Linked DNA regions of Homo sapiens: region 1 is linked to region 2. The links are chromatin loops, found by intact Hi-C in ENCODE. Cell type or tissue: Caco-2. All regions are shown on one strand. Links, peaks and the distances in the headings refer to the core of each region. The heading gives the core; the rest is flanking DNA. Region 1 overlaps LINC01876 (long intergenic non-protein coding RNA 1876). Region 2 overlaps FLJ46875 (a long non-coding RNA gene).

Evidence for each region. A loop is a pair of places that touch in the nucleus more often than their neighbours do. Peaks named below come from ENCODE experiments on the same cell type or tissue, not always from the same donor. Only the 100,000 strongest peaks of a DNase experiment are listed, where the experiment ranks them.
Region 1: it touches region 2 in a loop (3-fold over the local background); 5 of 110 quality-filtered maps call a loop at or near these places.

What each region holds. Positions count from the first base shown.
Region 1 is chr2:156,109,681-156,112,605 of GRCh38, reverse strand. All of the region lies in intron 1 of LINC01876 (long intergenic non-protein coding RNA 1876), which reads left to right. Among named protein-coding and RNA genes, the nearest start is that of LINC01876, 140 kb to the left of the region's middle. In Caco-2, for the core only: no CTCF peak of the experiment used is centred there; a DNase peak (open chromatin) is centred at 1,585.
Region 2 is chr2:156,334,141-156,337,065 of GRCh38, reverse strand. FLJ46875 (a long non-coding RNA gene) reads left to right here. Exons shown (of 1, transcript NR_147695.1): 1 at 1-494. Among named protein-coding and RNA genes, the nearest start is that of NR4A2, 2.9 kb to the right of the region's middle. RefSeq lists enhancers at 2,084-2,183, 1,742-2,614. In Caco-2, for the core only: a CTCF peak has its summit at 1,388; DNase peaks (open chromatin) are centred at 1,345 and 2,395; H3K4me3 peaks cover 1,259 bases.

The sequences.
Region 1 (2,925 bases), core at 301-2,800, 220 kb after region 2:
CAAAGCAAAATGAAAGCATATATTCATGCAAAAAATTGTACATGAATATTCATAGCAGCATGATTCATAATAGCCTAAAGGGAGAAACAACCCAAATGTACATCATCTGATGATGAAAAAACAAAATGTGTTATATCAATACAATGGAATTTTATTGGGCCATGAAAAAGAATGAAGTAGTAATACATGCTACAGTGTGAATAATTCTTGAAAACGTTATACTAATTTGAAGAAACCAGACACAAAAGACCTCATATTATATGACTCCATTTACACAAAATGTCCAGAAGAGGCAAATATATGAATATAGAAAGTAGATTAGTGGTTGCTTAGGGCTGGGGTGGGGCTTGGTGGTAGATAGGAAGATTGAAAGGTGATAGCTAAAAGCATCTTTTCAAGAGTTTCTTTTTGAGGTGACAAAAATGTTCTAAAATTGATTGTATGATAATCTATGTGAATATACTAAAAACCACTGAATTATATACTTTATGTGTGTAAATTGCATGGTATATGAACTTTAACTCAATGCAACTGTTACCAAAAAATTTGACTAATATTGACAACATGCTTTCAGACTCTTAAAGCGTATTGTGTAGATACAAAGATTCTTATCGGCGTTAATTTTCATATTTGTATTTTATGTTAGATTCATGTTAGAGTATACATACTTTCAAACTTCAAGAAAAAGTTTCCCAAAGAAAGTTTTGTTAGATATGTAAGAACAGAGTTGGGCTAAGCAGGGAAGGCTGTAGGTAGGAGGTTTTGCTCAAACGCAACCCAGATTGGCTGTTTACATATAAGCAAAGACATCATAAAGTCACAAGGCAAGAGTAATCAAAATCAGTAGCTAAAAAAATCAAATCTTAACAAATTTGAGGTTTTTTTCCCCTTCAAAATAAAACATAAAGCAATTTCTGAACTTTGTGGATAAAATCTCAAAATACAAATAATGATGTTGTTTTATAAAACATGTTAAAGCACACATATCAATGCATCAACTCTACCCACCACCAAACCTTCCCGTCCCCAGGACACTTAACTGAAAACTTCTGCCAGGTCTTTTTGGCTTTTTTTTCCTTTTCCTTTGACTTCTATGTTAATCTATCATTAAGGATTATTAAATGTTCTTTAATAAGTATTAAAATACTTTTAAAAATGTGGCTTCTTAGATTCTTCTCATTAAAAGTGTATCATTTAAAATATCTTAATATATTTTTTCACCTTGATTGAGGTATAATTGACAAATAGAAAACTTATGTATTTAAGGTGTACAACTTGATGTTTTGATATACGTATACATTGTGAAATGAACACCACAATCAGCTATCATATTTTTAAACTCCACACATAGAACTCTTTTATGTTGACAGACAGCTTCTCTTGGTACATTATTGCCTAAGTATGATCAGTTTTTTTATTTTTTTTATTTTTTTTTAGTTACAGAGGGATTTTTATTTAGTCATTTTTCTTCTTCCTCTTTTTTTTTTTTTTTTTTTTTTTTTTTTGAGACCAGTCTTATTCTGTCATCCAGGCTACAGTTGCCATGGTAAAACCATAGCTCACTGCCGCCTCCACTGGGCCCAGGTGAGTATGATCAGTTTTTTTACTACTTGAGGCCTGGCAGGACTAAGGATTCCTTAAATTGGTACAAAATCTGGAGAAGAGGTAGACATGGCTAGAAAGACAAGCAGACGTGACATGGGGAGCCCTTTGGAGAAAGAGGAAGGGAAAGAACATGAATGAGAGAGGGATAAGTGTGTGATGGAGTGAGGCGACTACTATGTTGGTGATTTTCTTTTTCTTGCTACAGACCATCAGTGCCGATGGCAACCTCTCCCATCACTCTCTTCTTATATACTTCTCTTCTCTTAGGCTGCACTTGGGATTTCTGATCAGGAGAATCCTCAGGATGTTCCTGAGGGCCAGAATACCCAAATGCCTAAAGAGAATGGTGAGATACACATCCAAGATCAGGTGCTTAAAATCTGCAACCAAATGCCCTAGGAAGACAGGAAGAACTGCAGCCTCCAATTCCCAGACAGCCATTCTGGGGCTTAAGAGAGAGTCTGGAAGCAGATTTTTGCCCAAGTCATGGCTTTACAACATACTAGCTGTGTGATCTCAGAAAAATCACTTCACTCCTCTGAAAGCAATTTGCTCTAACTGTAAAGTTGGGTTAATAGTAAGATTCATATAATATTATTATTGTGAGAATTAAACAAGATGTTATATGTAAAGCACCATTAATAGTGCCTGATACATAGTTAATAGTCAATAAATGATAGCCATTATTATTATTGTGTTCAGACATCACATAGCCAGGGCACTGGAAATAAGGCCCCAAACCTTATTTTTCCATTCAGACAACCAACAAATGCTGAAAACTGTTTGGTCATCTGAACATCCTGGCTATATAGCCATCTAGAATCTTCACTGAAAGTATTTTAAATTCCATGAAGACACTTGAAAGACTTGATAAACACCCATCTTAATATTTTTTCAAATGAAATTTTATATAGCTGTGAATGAATAAGAAACACTTTCCCACTACTTTTTGTATAGTTCCAAATTATTTAACATATTCAGAAGAAGAACAATTCTGGGATTGCTTTAGATGGTTTCTTGACACAAAATTTATTGAGCAATGCCACAGCATTTGTTTAGGAATTAATTCTCAGGATTCAACTATTCAGAGAAGAAAGACAAGTATCTTTTACACTTTCTTCTCCCATATACCCCCAGTATTTGATGTTTCTTCGTACTTATTAGCAGTGAATCTAAAAAAGTAAATAATCCTATTGACATAGACTCATATCCCCAAATAAGGGACATTTTGGTTAACAGTCACTATCAATCAATCGTAAGTAGTTCCATTAAGGAATTTATTTTCTGGTATACATTACTAGAATTTGTATTTTGTATGCT
Region 2 (2,925 bases), core at 219-2,718:
GTAATGTGACTTACTGCCCAATGGCAACAAATGCTGTGAATGAGTTTGTCCAAATGTAATTTAAAATATATATCTTGTAATGCTAAAAATAGGTTCTACAAAGTAATTTTATTATGAAAAATCTTAAAGTTGCCTCAACTCGTAAAGCATAACAGGTATGTCTGTTTCACTATATCTGCATTGTAAGGTCTATTCTGAATTCATTTGGGAAGAATGGTGAAATAAATCCCTAAAGGCCTCTTTCCTATGCATTAAAATAGAAAATCCTATGGGATTACATTCATGTTTGCTTTCTAAATTATGCCAAAAGCTCAATTTTATTAAGTATAATCTGCCTAGCCATGCATAAAATAAACTACTTTGGTTTAGATGTGAGTATATGTATTATTTATGTTGATTTTTAATGAAAATATGTTTACATGTACCAATATGTTCTGCCTAATATTGGTTAATGTCATAAAAGATAATATAGTAACATTACTTTCCTAAATGTTTTTCTGTGGTCATCCAATAGTGTTTCTTAATAGTAATGCTTTTTAATTTATTTTAGTTGGTTTCAAAAGAGGATAGGTGCAATTTTTACTCCCACTCATTTTAAAAACTGTTAAGAAAATAGACCTTCATTGTGGGGTAACTTTACACATTTATACATGGCAATAGTTTAAAGTTATATCGGCTGCGGGGGCCTGAAAAAGCCATTATTGTCATTTTAATTGAGTTATAAAATACTTTATTTGAACTATTTATGTTCAAGAATCTTGAAGGGTTACAGTCATATAAATGCAGAATTTCAGTTTCTTTTAGCCTAAAGCATCGTTTTAACATTTTCTGAAAGGTTGTTCAATTCTACATTTTGATTCCATATGTGTAATTAAATCTCTATGCACAAAAGCATTCTCTTATGTACTAGCAAATATACCCACAGGAATCTCCTTCTAAACTATAATTTATTTAACATGTAATCATAGGATTTTAAAACATGCTTTCATTTTTCCAAACTGTATGCCAATTTGAACTTCTTGGTGATAAAATGAGAGATTTTATTACCAGTTTGATTTTTTCCTTCTGTGACCTAACAGTGAGTTAAGCATGAGCAGGAGGAAATAAAGAAAATCTTTTGTGAACCTAATCCCATGTGTTAAAACTGTTTCCCTTTTGGAGAAAATAGAAGAGAATCAAAGATTTTTAGTTATTTATGAATTCCAGCACAATATGAATATTTGGGCCTGCAGCATTCTCTTTGGTTTAGCTTAGGTAGTAAATAGCTTGTGTGTGTGTGTGTGTGTGTGTGTGTGTGTGTGTGTGTGTGTGTGTGTGAGTGATTCTCTTGAACGTTGTGGAGTCAGGCCCCCTACTGACTGGATCAGTCAATTACACACACATTGGCGGTGCTACTGAGACATCGTCCCATCAGAATCTGGTGAGGAAAACTAGTCTGGGGTTTTGAGCGTGGCCTTTTTTTTTTTTTTAAACACTTCTGATCTATATGCTGAATCCTTTCCAACCCATCTCATCCGGGCCTTACAGAAACCCTAGCCTAAGAAGTAGCTTATTCAAAATTGGTTTAAACGAGTTTAACAGTCTTACATCCGGCGTGTCTTCCTAAGAAACAGTAAAAGCTTCCCAGAAACCAGAATAGGACTTTGAAGAGGAGAGAACTCTTACACAGATGATGGAATAGATGAGAAAGGTCTCCCCTTTCTCTCATTTTAATTTATATTTAATTTTATATTTAATTATATTCCCAGTTAATAATAATTGTTATAATAAGCTGCTGTGAAAACGACCCTTCATTCTTGGTTGCATTAAGACTTGGACAAAGGCTGTTATCAGGAAGCCGCACTCGACAGGTTGTTATTAAAGAATAAGGCATCATATTACAATGTTTGGCTTCCTTGGAGCTCACTTTAAGAACTCCAGGACACTTTTCAGCTCTCTGGGGAGGCATTTTCAAATTGTCCCAGGCTCAACCCAACCTAAACTGAATGTGTTTTTAATGGCAATGAGGGAGGGGGAAGCGTGCAGAGTGAATGTATCTACTTAGACGGGAGTATGTGTATGGAGGCTGGTGGTTACAACCTTCAAGTTCTCCCGGCCCCCGTTTTCCTAGGACTATATTAAAAAATAATAACTGCCACCCCGGCGTGCCTGTGCTTGAGTTTCCGACTGCCTGAAAATAGCGGCCGGGAGCCTGGCCCACCGCGGGGATCAAGGAAAGCTTCCCGTGGCCGCGCCCTGCTCCCTCGCGGAAGGGGAAGGGAACCCGGGAGGGCGCCTCTGAGCTGGAGTTGCTGCTATTTTGGGCCCAGCCTGGCCGGTGCGTCAATGCCTGCGCCCCTGCGTCACCGCCACCCCCACCCCCTTCCTTCTCCCCAGCTCTCCAAACTCTCACTTTTTCCCTTTCGTTCGCATGGAATCGCTTCTGCCCACGGGGCGCTGACGCTACCGAGCTCATGCTAATATGCTATTCTTCGCCCTCCCCTCCTCATCCCCCTACTCACACACCCTCACCCGCCACCACAACCCGCCCCCCCCACCCACTTCCTGGTTTTATTTTTTTTCTCGCGCCCGCTAGGGCATCGCCGAGCAGCGGCGGCGGCGGCAGCAGCAGCGGCAGCCGCAACATCTGGGGGAAACTTAAGGTGGTCACGTAGGTTTCCCCGAGGCTGCGGCGCAAAAGAGCCCGCGGCTTCCTGGGGCAGCCGCAGGGCATCTGATGGCAACGCCTCCCCAGCCGCCGGCGAGCTGGGGGCAGCAGGGAGTAGGCAAAGGCGGGGCTGCAGATTAGGGTTGAGCAGCCCGGGATCCCGAATAGTTCCACGGAGCCATCGGCCGGTACTGAGAACACGAGTAGGGGGGCAAGTTGCAAAAGGGTCCCGGCTGCCTGGAAACGAGCCACACCGAGAAAGGAGGGGCGGCTGGGAC